Linked DNA regions of Homo sapiens: region 2 is linked to region 1. Evidence: read pairs that join two places in POLR2A ChIA-PET (ENCODE). Cell type or tissue: PC-9. All regions are shown on one strand. Region 1 has its middle 48 kb from the start of EPB41L4B. Region 2 overlaps EPB41L4B (erythrocyte membrane protein band 4.1 like 4B).

Evidence for each region. ChIA-PET counts read pairs that join two places held together with the same protein. Peaks named below come from ENCODE experiments on the same cell type or tissue, not always from the same donor. Only the 100,000 strongest peaks of a DNase experiment are listed, where the experiment ranks them.
Region 2: POLR2A ChIA-PET joins it to region 1 with 6 read pairs; 2 of 35 experiments call an interaction of 5 or more read pairs at or near these places.

What each region holds. Positions count from the first base shown.
Region 1 is chr9:109,366,493-109,371,492 of GRCh38, reverse strand. No RefSeq gene overlaps it. Among named protein-coding and RNA genes, the nearest start is that of EPB41L4B, 48 kb to the right of the region's middle. In PC-9, no CTCF peak of the experiment used is centred here; a DNase peak (open chromatin) is centred at 2,022; H3K27ac peaks cover 1,295 bases.
Region 2 is chr9:109,271,933-109,276,932 of GRCh38, reverse strand. The region is part of intron 2 of EPB41L4B (erythrocyte membrane protein band 4.1 like 4B); the gene reads left to right. Among named protein-coding and RNA genes, the nearest start is that of EPB41L4B, 47 kb to the left of the region's middle. In PC-9, no CTCF peak of the experiment used is centred here; no DNase peak of the experiment used is centred here.

The sequences.
Region 1 (5,000 bases):
CTGTGTCCTCAAATGGTGACAACAGGGAGCCTGCATCTCTTCCTGTCTTTGTAAGGACACTAATTCCATCATGAGAGCCCCATCCTCCTGGCCTCACCTAACCTACCTCCAAAGGCTTCTCCAAATACCACCCCATGGGGGTCAGGGCTTCAGCATATGAATTTGGGAGCTGACATAATTCAGTGCATAGTGTAGTCGAAGTCATATTTTATCATAATTCTAAACAGAAGTCCAAGTCCTCTCTCTCAGAGGCCTTGTTGTCCCCCAGAGCCCCACAACAAGACAGGTGAGGAGGGGAGGACTGCTCATGTGGGGTCCCCAGCCTCGTCCTGTGTGGTCCTCTGCTGCGTGGTGGTCTTGGCGCAGGCATTGTGTGCTTTCCTTTAGTAGGGTTCAGCTTTACCCTGGCCCTCTCCAACATGGATAAGCAACCCTCTTCCTTCCTCTCAGGGGTGTGGGGAAACACGCCATCTTCCAGCCACCACCCCAACCCAGTTTCTGAGTCATGCAGCCCATCACTCAGCCAGGTGGCTCCATGGACAACCTTATGTTTTTACCATCTCTGTTCCTCCATAGACGGCAATGTAAAGGAGGCCCCCCGGAGCTATGCAAGGTAGCAGTACTGACCATGCTTCCTCACATAGACCACAAGAACCACTGTGCCAAATTCTGCACTGCCCTGGAGCTCCGCAGGTATCGCATCACAACTGATGGCTTTCTGGCCTAACCTGAAACCTGCTCCAGCTGGAACTCCATCCCCTTCCCATCTGTTGACCTTCATACTGCCCCTTTTACCACCCAACAGTCAGCCCAAGATTCTGATGGAATACTTGTTGCAAATAAGCCTCATGCCTTGGAGGCTTTAACTTGCATCTTTTCATTTAATGCCAAGTAGACAATTGTGAGTAAAGGGAGGAATTCTCTCTCCCCTCCCCTCTCCCAGCTTCATACCCCAGGGAGAAATGGTGGTGCTTCTAAAGTGGTGTGGCAAAAGAACAAAAATGAAAATAAAAAATAAACTGGTGTGGCCAGTAACAATGTCAAAATCCCATCTCAGACCTGGTCCCTGAGAACCCCCCTACCCCTAAGCACAGAGCACGGCGTGAACTGTTGACACCACTGAGGCCCACCCTACCCTGGACCCTGACTAGATGGGGCCCTGCAACTACCACCCTCACTGTAACTAATCTACATTGTTCATGCTTCTTGGCTTCTCTGAATTCTGATTAAGAGTTGGGGGCAGGCTGGATGCAGTGGCTCATGCCCTGTAATCCCTTTGGGAGGGAGGTGGGAGACTGAGGCAGGAGAATCACTTAAGGCCAGGAATTCAAGACCAGTCTGGGCAACATAGCAAGTCCTCATCTCTGTTTAATAAAAAAAAATAGAGATGATCTCTGGCAGAGCCTAGCTCATGTGCCCATGCCTAGCTGCAAGGGAGGCTGAAAATGCAAGAATTTGGCATTTTCCGCCTCTGTAATTTGAGATGTGGGAATTGATTTCTGCCTTACACGGTGGAGATGTCTCCAAATGAGAAGCTGGATGATCAAAACAAATGTCCGCTATAGTCCACCCCTTTCACTCTCAATATTCTCCTCATACTTGTAAAATATAACAGCACCTGGCAAATAATGACCATCCCTCATGTAAGTGAAAATGCTCACCCTTCCGCAAAAGCGGCCAAACAGAACACTCCTCAACTTCAACTAGGGGCAAATCCCAGATCTCAATTTTTTTTCTATTTGGTCATGAGCCTATCTCATTTTCCTGTACTCTATGAGCTAAATTGTGTGTGATAACTATCAGCATTCCCTATAACACAATAAAAGAAAAAGGAGGAGAGAAGTAAAATTAGATATTTTAAATTATACATAACACAGCAAAAGAAAAAATACAATAGAACTCCCTGGTGTGAGAGGGCATTGCCCACCAGGCAGGTGCTGTCTGGACTCTGTCCAGAGTGTGAGTCACTCTGCCCTAGGCCTCTGGGGCTCCACTGAGAAACTGAGATTTCACTGAGGTCAGGGGTAGGGTTTTGGTTGCAGTAAGAGACCTACCCGGCAAACAGGGAAGGTGTGTGAGGGAGAACGTGCTTGATTGTGATCAAGGCCAGTAAGTCCAGTTTCTAAACAAAAGAGATGCTATTTATAAACCTCCATCAAAACTCAGTCACTTGAAACCAACAACTGAGAAAAGCCTAGAAATATACTTTCTAAAATAATGATTAAAGTTACAGCCCCTACCGTGGTCCATTTCTTGCACCAAATCCAGATTGTCCTCAATTACAAAGAGTTTGTAGGAATTCTATTTTTGCCTTGTATAGAATTGTCTGAAAGCGCAAGAGCGCAAGGGGCCAAAGAGCTGATATTTTCCTTCTAGACACCTCCCTGCAAACCTCTTTTACTTTTCTGTTTTCCTATTTAAGTAAATTGGCCTCAGGCAAATCCTCTCTGACAATTTTTTTTTTAATCTTCATCTTTTCAAATCTACCTCATTCATTTCAGGAAAGCTCTCCTCTCCCTTTTCTTCATACCATCAAAAACTGAAAAAGATATTCATAGCAGCATTCTTCATAATGGCCAAAAAATAGATACAACTACAATGTCCATCAGCTAATGAATCAATAAACAAAACATAGTTGGCCAGGTGCAGTGGTTCACACCTGTAATCCCAGCATTTTGGGAGGCCGACGTGGACGGATCATTTGAGCCTAGGAGTTCAAGATCAGCCGGGGCAACATGGCCAAACCCTGTCTCTACAAAAAAATACAAAAAAAAAAAAATTTATCCAGGCATGGTGGTGTGCTCCTATGGTCCCAGCTACTCCAGAGGCTGAGGTGGGAGGATCACTTGAACCCAGGAGGTCGAGACTGCAGTGAACCATGATTGTGCCAGTGCACTCCAGCCTAGGCACAAGAGTGAGACCCTGTCTCAAACAAACAAACAAAAAGTGGTGTATGTGCACAGTGGAATAGTATTTGGCCATAAAAAGGAGTGAAGTGCTGACACATGGTAGAACATAGATGACTTTGAAAACATTATGCCGAGCAGAAGAAACCAGACACAAAAGGCCCCATATTATATAATTCCATTTGTAAGAAATGCCCAGAATAGGCAATTCCATAGAGACCAAAAGTGGATCAGTGGTTGCCAGGGGCTGGAAGGAAGAGGAATGGGAAGTGAATGCTGATGGGTTTCTTTTTGGAGTGATGAAAATATTCTGGAATTAGAGGGTGCTGATGGTGGTACAATGTTGTGAATACACTAAAAACCAGTGAATTTCACACTGTGAATAGTGACTTCTATGTTATGTAAATTAAATCTCAACTTTAAACAATAGAAGGAAAAAAATTAAAAACAGCCTCATCAGCCCCAGGAGGAAGAGCTTAAGTTGTTCTGAGTGGCAGTTTGTTTGCAGACATCAAAGCCCCATAACATATGGGAAACCACTAACCCAGTAATTTCACCTCTGGGAATTTGACCTAAGAGAATAACTTAAGGGATTTGTTTTATGATATAAAGACAGTTTTTAATATGATTTTTACAGCAAGTTATCTTTATAATAGTGAAAATTTTGAAACAATCTCAGTGCTCATTAGTCTGAATGTGGTTCAGTAAACATTGAGGTATCTTTGTTATGAGACACCACGCAACTCTGAAAGTGGATTTGGGAACTGTAGGTGTCTATACACAGAAAGTAGCCATGATGGCCAGATGCAGTGGCTCACAACCATAATCCCAGCACTTTGGAAGGCCGAGGCGGGCGGATCACGAGGTCAAGAGATTGAGATTATCCTGGTCAACATGGTGAAACCCTGTCTCTACTAAAAATACAAAAATTAGCTGGGTGTGGGAGGCACATGCCTGTTGTCTCAGCTACTCAGGAGGCTAAGGCAGGAGAATCGCTTGAACCCAGGAGGTGGAGGTTGCAGTGAGCCAAGATCGTACCACTGCACTCCAGCCTGGTGACAGAGTGAGACTGCATCTCAAAAAAAAAAAAAAAAAGAAAGTAGCCATGATATTTTGATAAGTAAGAAACACAAGTTACAAAATGGTATCACGATGTAATTCAAACTTTTTTTTGAAATAGAATCTCACTCTGTCACGCAGGCTGGAATGCAGTGGTGCTCATCATGGCTCACCGCGGCCTTGAAATCCTGGGCTCAAACGATCCTCCCACCTCAACCTCCCGAGTAGCTGGGACTACAGGTGTCAGTTGCCATGTCCAGATAATTTTTAAATGTTGTGTAAAGATGGAGTCTTGCTATGTTGCCCAGGCCGGTCTCAGACTCCTGGGCTCAAGTGATCCTCCCTTGACCTCCCTGGGATTAAAAGTCCGAGCCACCACACTTGGCTTGGATTCGAACTTTAGCTAAAGTCAGTATAGTGTGGGGGCTAAGAATAGATATTATGGAGCCAAACAATCTAGATTCAAGTTCCAGCTTCTCACCATTTACCAGTTGTATGTCCTGGTAAGCTACCTAAACTCTCTGGCCTGTTTTCTTTAACCCTTCGGAGTTTCAGTTTTCTCATCTATAGACTGAGGATAATAATGTCACCTATCTCATAGGGTTGGCATGAAAATTGAGTTGTTATGTGGCAAATTAGACCATTCGTGGTGCATAAGTGCTCTGTTATCTATTACTGTTTTAGATAAATAGATGATAATAGATCAGTGACAAATAAATCAAAGATAGTGCATAGATTGACATGATAGATAGATAGACAGATAATAGCAAAAGTGGAGAACCACCAACGTGTTAAGAATGGTTCTTGCACGCCTGTAATCTCAGAACTTTGGGAGGCCGAGGCAGGCGGATAGCTTGAGGCCAGGAGTTCAAGACCAGCCTGGGCAACATGGCAAAACCTTGTCTTTACCAAAAATACAAAAATTAGCCAGGCATGGTGGTGCACGCCTGTATTCACAGCTATTTGGGAGGCTGAGGTGGAGGATGGTTTGAGCCTGGGAGGCAGAGGTTGCAGTGAGCCGAGATCTTGCCGCTA
Region 2 (5,000 bases), 95 kb after region 1:
GTCATTCTGAGTCTAAAGGGGACGTTGGCATGTCTGCTGCAAATGCGTTCTCTAGTTAGAAAGGAGGAGGTATCTTTCATTTCTGCCCTTAGAACCTATGCCTGTTACCTTGGCAGCATGTCCTCATCCCCAAGTGACCCCTCATTAGCCACTCAGATTCCCAGAAAGCCAAGTCTGTGACTCCATTATGAAGGCCTTTGCCATGAGCCTCTGCTGACTTGGCTGGCAGGCTTTCCCGCCCGCCAGTGCCCTGTCACTGTGCAGCAGGAGGGGTGTTCACAGCAGGATACAGGCGGCTTTCCCAGGCCAGACACCTGAAGATGCTCAGGCTCTCAGGCCTTTCCAGCATCCAACTCTACAAATTTGAGGCAAAAACAGGTGGGAGGGCGAGGGTCCTCATCTGCCTCCAGCTCTGAGGATGCAAGAGCTGTGCGGCAGCAGCAGTTCCCAGGACCCTCTAGTCATTCCCATCTTTGCTTTCTGAGCTGGACTCCTTACAGTCTGGGTCTTATGATGCCTGCACTTATCTCTGTGCCTTTGCTTATGCTGTTTCTCCTTCTGCTGTTTCTCACCTGTTTAAACTCCCAGCCATCCTTCAAGACCATCTCAGATGACCCCCCCCTCACCCTTCATGAAGCGTGTCCTGAACTCTCAAAGTGTTTTTTCTACTATGCAAATCTTATTTTGCCTTCTGTGGCCATTTGACTGTTTGGCCTTGGGTTTGTTATTTGTGTGTGTGTGTGTGTGTGTGTGTGTGTGTGTGTGTGTGTGTGTGTGTATACACACACGTATATATTATGTATATATACACTATATATGTGTATATAGATACACATATATAATATATATGTATATATACACATATTTATGTATATACATATATTTTATATATATATATAAAACTTTAAATTTAGATCCTAAGACTTAGGACCTCCTCCTCTTAACTCGGTGATTCTTGGGGACAAGGCACATAACCTAGAACCTTCTTTTTTAGCCCCAGAAGGAACCTGAGGGAGAGGCATTTGTCAAATCTTTCTAGATCTTTCTTTTACCATCTTCTAGATGGTGAAACCAAAGCCCTTAGATCTTGGCAAGTCATTTAGTGAATAGCACAGCTTGGACTCAAACTCAAATTTTGCAATTTCAGGTCTATGTGCTCTTTCTAGTACACCCTACTCTTGAGTCTCAGTTTCCTAGCTGTAAAGTGGAGGTAGTGTAATAACATCTGTTTCATGGGGAATTTGAGGAGCTCAGAGAATTAATGGAGGAGAAAAGTTTTTGTAACCTGGGACGTGGATATGGGTCTCCTCTTTGTAGCTGGGCAGTGTGAGGGGGGACCGGAAGTCATCACTGCCCCCAGGGGTGAGCATGCTAAGAAGGTACAGTTAGCTGATTGGAACCTGTAAGGCCCGCCTTGCCTGTGGGAGAAACCTTAGCCAATTTAATCAAGAGGCTTTTGGGAGAGTCTGCTGAGATGGCTTTTGGGGTCATTGATTTTTATAGGACCTGGGAGGTGATTGGATGTCATAGGAGGTGTTTCTGCAAACAGTAGGGTAATAGATGGACCCGGAAGGGAATGGTTCACTTGGCTATTGGCTTATTGCCCCATAATTGAGCCTCCTTCAAGCAATGGTGTTCCCACCCAGCCCCTGACATGCAGATCAGAGGTTGGCAGCTGCAGGGCTCTTGGCATGGCTCTCTGCATACCCAGCTTATATCCCCAGCTCCCTGAAAAGAACCACGCCTGGTTTCCATAGTGCCCTGCCCAGCCCTGAAGCAACTGTCAAAGCGTATTGATATCACCTATTTTTAGCAGTTGGGACTAGGACCTCCTGTTTCCCTTTTCCATGTCAAAACAGGAGGCCATCCAGGAACCCACTCTGCAGATTTCACTTTGGTACAGCTCAAAGCAGGGGCTGGGAGTCTGTGTCTACATATCAAAGCTTGCTTCTGAGAGCCAAGGGCTCAGGCCTGCACTGTCTCACTTTCCCACTGCCTGATCACGATAAGTGCTGTTTACCCAGTTCTCGCCCTGAGCCCAGCACTGAACTACAGTCTTTGTGAACTCTTGTTTAATATTCATCACTGATCTATAAAGTAGGCCATAAAACAGAACCATTTTACAGATGATGAAGCTGAGGCTCAGAGACACTGATGTTCCTAAGAATGTTGTAAAGGTTAAAGCCAGGATTCAGAACTTGGTCTCATTCCAAAGTCCAGCACTTTCCACTTGGCTATACGGCTTGAATATGCACTTGGTTCATGCGTACATACATATATAGAAGGAAGAAAGGGAAGGTTCAGTCAATCCCATTCAGCCAGCTTTGACTTGGAGCTTACTCAGTGCTGAGCTCTGTGGTTGCACAGATGAGCTGGATGTTGTCCCTGCCTGCCACATTCTGTTGGGAGACATAGACAAGTAATCCCCTGAACTACGGTGTATTCAGTCCTCTAAAGAACCAGTGTAAAGGTCCCTCTGTGGGTCTGGAGGAGAGACTGTCTACGTATTACTGATAAAATGAACAAGATATCCAAGAGAAAGGGTGAACACTGATGTGGGCCACAGAGAATGAGAGGAGTTTGCCAGGCAGAGGAGGGGCAGGGATTTGGGGCAGTGGTAGTAACAGCCCCACCAAGCAGGAGCCTCCCTTCCTCTCTTGGGAGCAGGTGTCCTGGAGGGTAGATGTGGCCACTGTAAGTCCTTCCCTAAGCTGCTTTTCAACATGAAAAGGGAGCTTTTTCTGATGGTACATTTTGCAGTAAGGAATCCAAAATAGATTATTTTGACCTTTGTCTCAAGACTTGTCAGATGTGCGTCCTCTGGCCTTTGCAGCATAGAATCTGGCAGTGAGAGGCGCAGGGCTGCATAGTGAGGTTGGTACATAGATATGGCGCCTGCTGGGAGGGTTCAATAGCCACTAAAGGGACTCTTGCAGCTCCTTTGGCTTTGCTTTAATGATTGGTCAGAATGTCATCACATTTGCCACTTGTGTGGACACTACTGGGTGCTCTTGCCATCTCAGATGTAATTATAAGAAGAAAAGAGTGACTATTAGGTATACCTGGAGGGGACATAGGAGAGTATAAATGCTAAGAGTGGGATCTATGGGGATCTATGTTACAACTGCTGGAAACAGACAAAACCCCTTCCTTCCACCCATTGGGTTCAGTGCAGTTTCCATAGACAGTGCTTAGGGGTTAGTTCTGTTCACAGGGGCTGAAACTGAGGCTCAGGTGCCCGTGCTCTGAGGTGGGCTGGGGGTGTGGGGGGGCTTGCTTGTGGCCACACATGAGGTGAGTGGCAGAGCTGCAACTTGAACTCTAATCTTCTGCCTCCTTGCATGGTGGTCCAAAGAAATGTAAACTGCACTCAAGAAATGCCACAGGGCGTGGTGTGGTGGCTCACGTCTGTAATCCCAGCACTTTGGGAGGCCAAGGCAGGTGGATCACCTGAGGTCAGGAGTTCAAGACCAGACTAGCCAACATGGCAAAACCCTGTTTCTACTAAAAATATAAAAATTAGCCAGGCGTGGTGGCACATGCCTGTAACCCCAGCTACTCGGGAGGCCGAGGCAGGAGAATCACTTGAACCCAGGAGGCAGAGGTTGCAGTGAGCCCAGATCACACCACTGCACTCCAGCCTGGGTGACAGAGCGAGACTCTGTCTCGAAAAGAAAAAAAAAAAAGAAATGCCACAGGCCTCTCCTCATCCTGTCTCTGAATGCTGGGAGGCAGGCCGAGTGTTTTCCTGCCCACGTGCAAATACTGGTGCTGAATCGGAAGCTGCTAAAGGGGTCTCTACCACTGATTTAGATGATTCCAAGGAAGTCATCTCACACCAGCAGGTAGCTGGTGTTAAGTGAGTTTATAGGGCTTGGTCATCATGGGGAGCAGGAAAGATCCCCCCACAGGCAGAGAAGGCACTTTAGGCTAGTCCGTGGTGTGGAAACCTAGAGTACTGGATGCTGACGCTGACAGGGGTGTGAGTTTGAATTCCAGCTCTGCCTCTTATCAAGGCTGCACCTCCCACACCCCAGCCTTAGTCAGAGGATGGATGTGATACAGTAAACTCCAAAGGCATTCATCCCCTTCCTTCTCTTTTCATCCTTTGGGTACAATTTGATTATCTCTTCAGATTCCTTCCAGCTCTAGTTTAAACACAAACTATATATATGTATTTGAGATAGGGTCTTACTCTGTCACCCAGGCTGGAGTACAGTGGTGTGATCTCGGCCCACTACAACCTCTGCCTTCCTGGTTCAAGGGACTCTTCTGACTCAGCCTCCCAAGTAGCTAGGACTACAGGTATGCACCACCACACCTGGCTAGTTTTTGTATTTTTAACAGAGATGGGATTTTACCATGTTGTCCAGGCTGGCCTTGAACTCCTCACCTCAAGTGATCCACCTGCCTTGGCCTCCCAAAGTACTGGGATTACAGACGTGAGCCACCACGCCTGGCCTATTTTTAATATACACAGGGTCTTATTGTCACCCAGGCTGGAGTGCAGTAGTGTGATCGTAGCTCATTGCAGCTTTGATCTCCTGGGCTCAAGTGATTCTCCCACCTCAGCCTCCTCAGCAGCTGGGACTACAGGTGTATGCCACCATGCCTAGCTATTTTTAAAAAAGAAAAGTTTATAGAGATGGGGTCTTGCTATGTTGCCCAGGCTGATCTTGAATTCCTGGGCTCAAACGATCCTTCTGCCTCAGCCTCTCAAATTGTTGAGATTACAGGTGTGAGCCACCATGCCTGACTCAGATACTCTTCATAAGCCAAGAAAATTTGCAGGTCCTAGAAATCCCGTTATGAGTTTCGTCACTCAGACTTAATGGTGAAGGCTCAGGAGATGTTCCAGCAGAGAGTTGTTAGATGCTCTTCAACTCCTGAGCTGCTCTGAGGCCTTGTAGTTCCAATGCTCCCATGTAGATTTTAGATGATTAAATTCTACAACCAGCCTTATGGGTGTCATATTTCCAGAATTGATGTACTATTGGAAC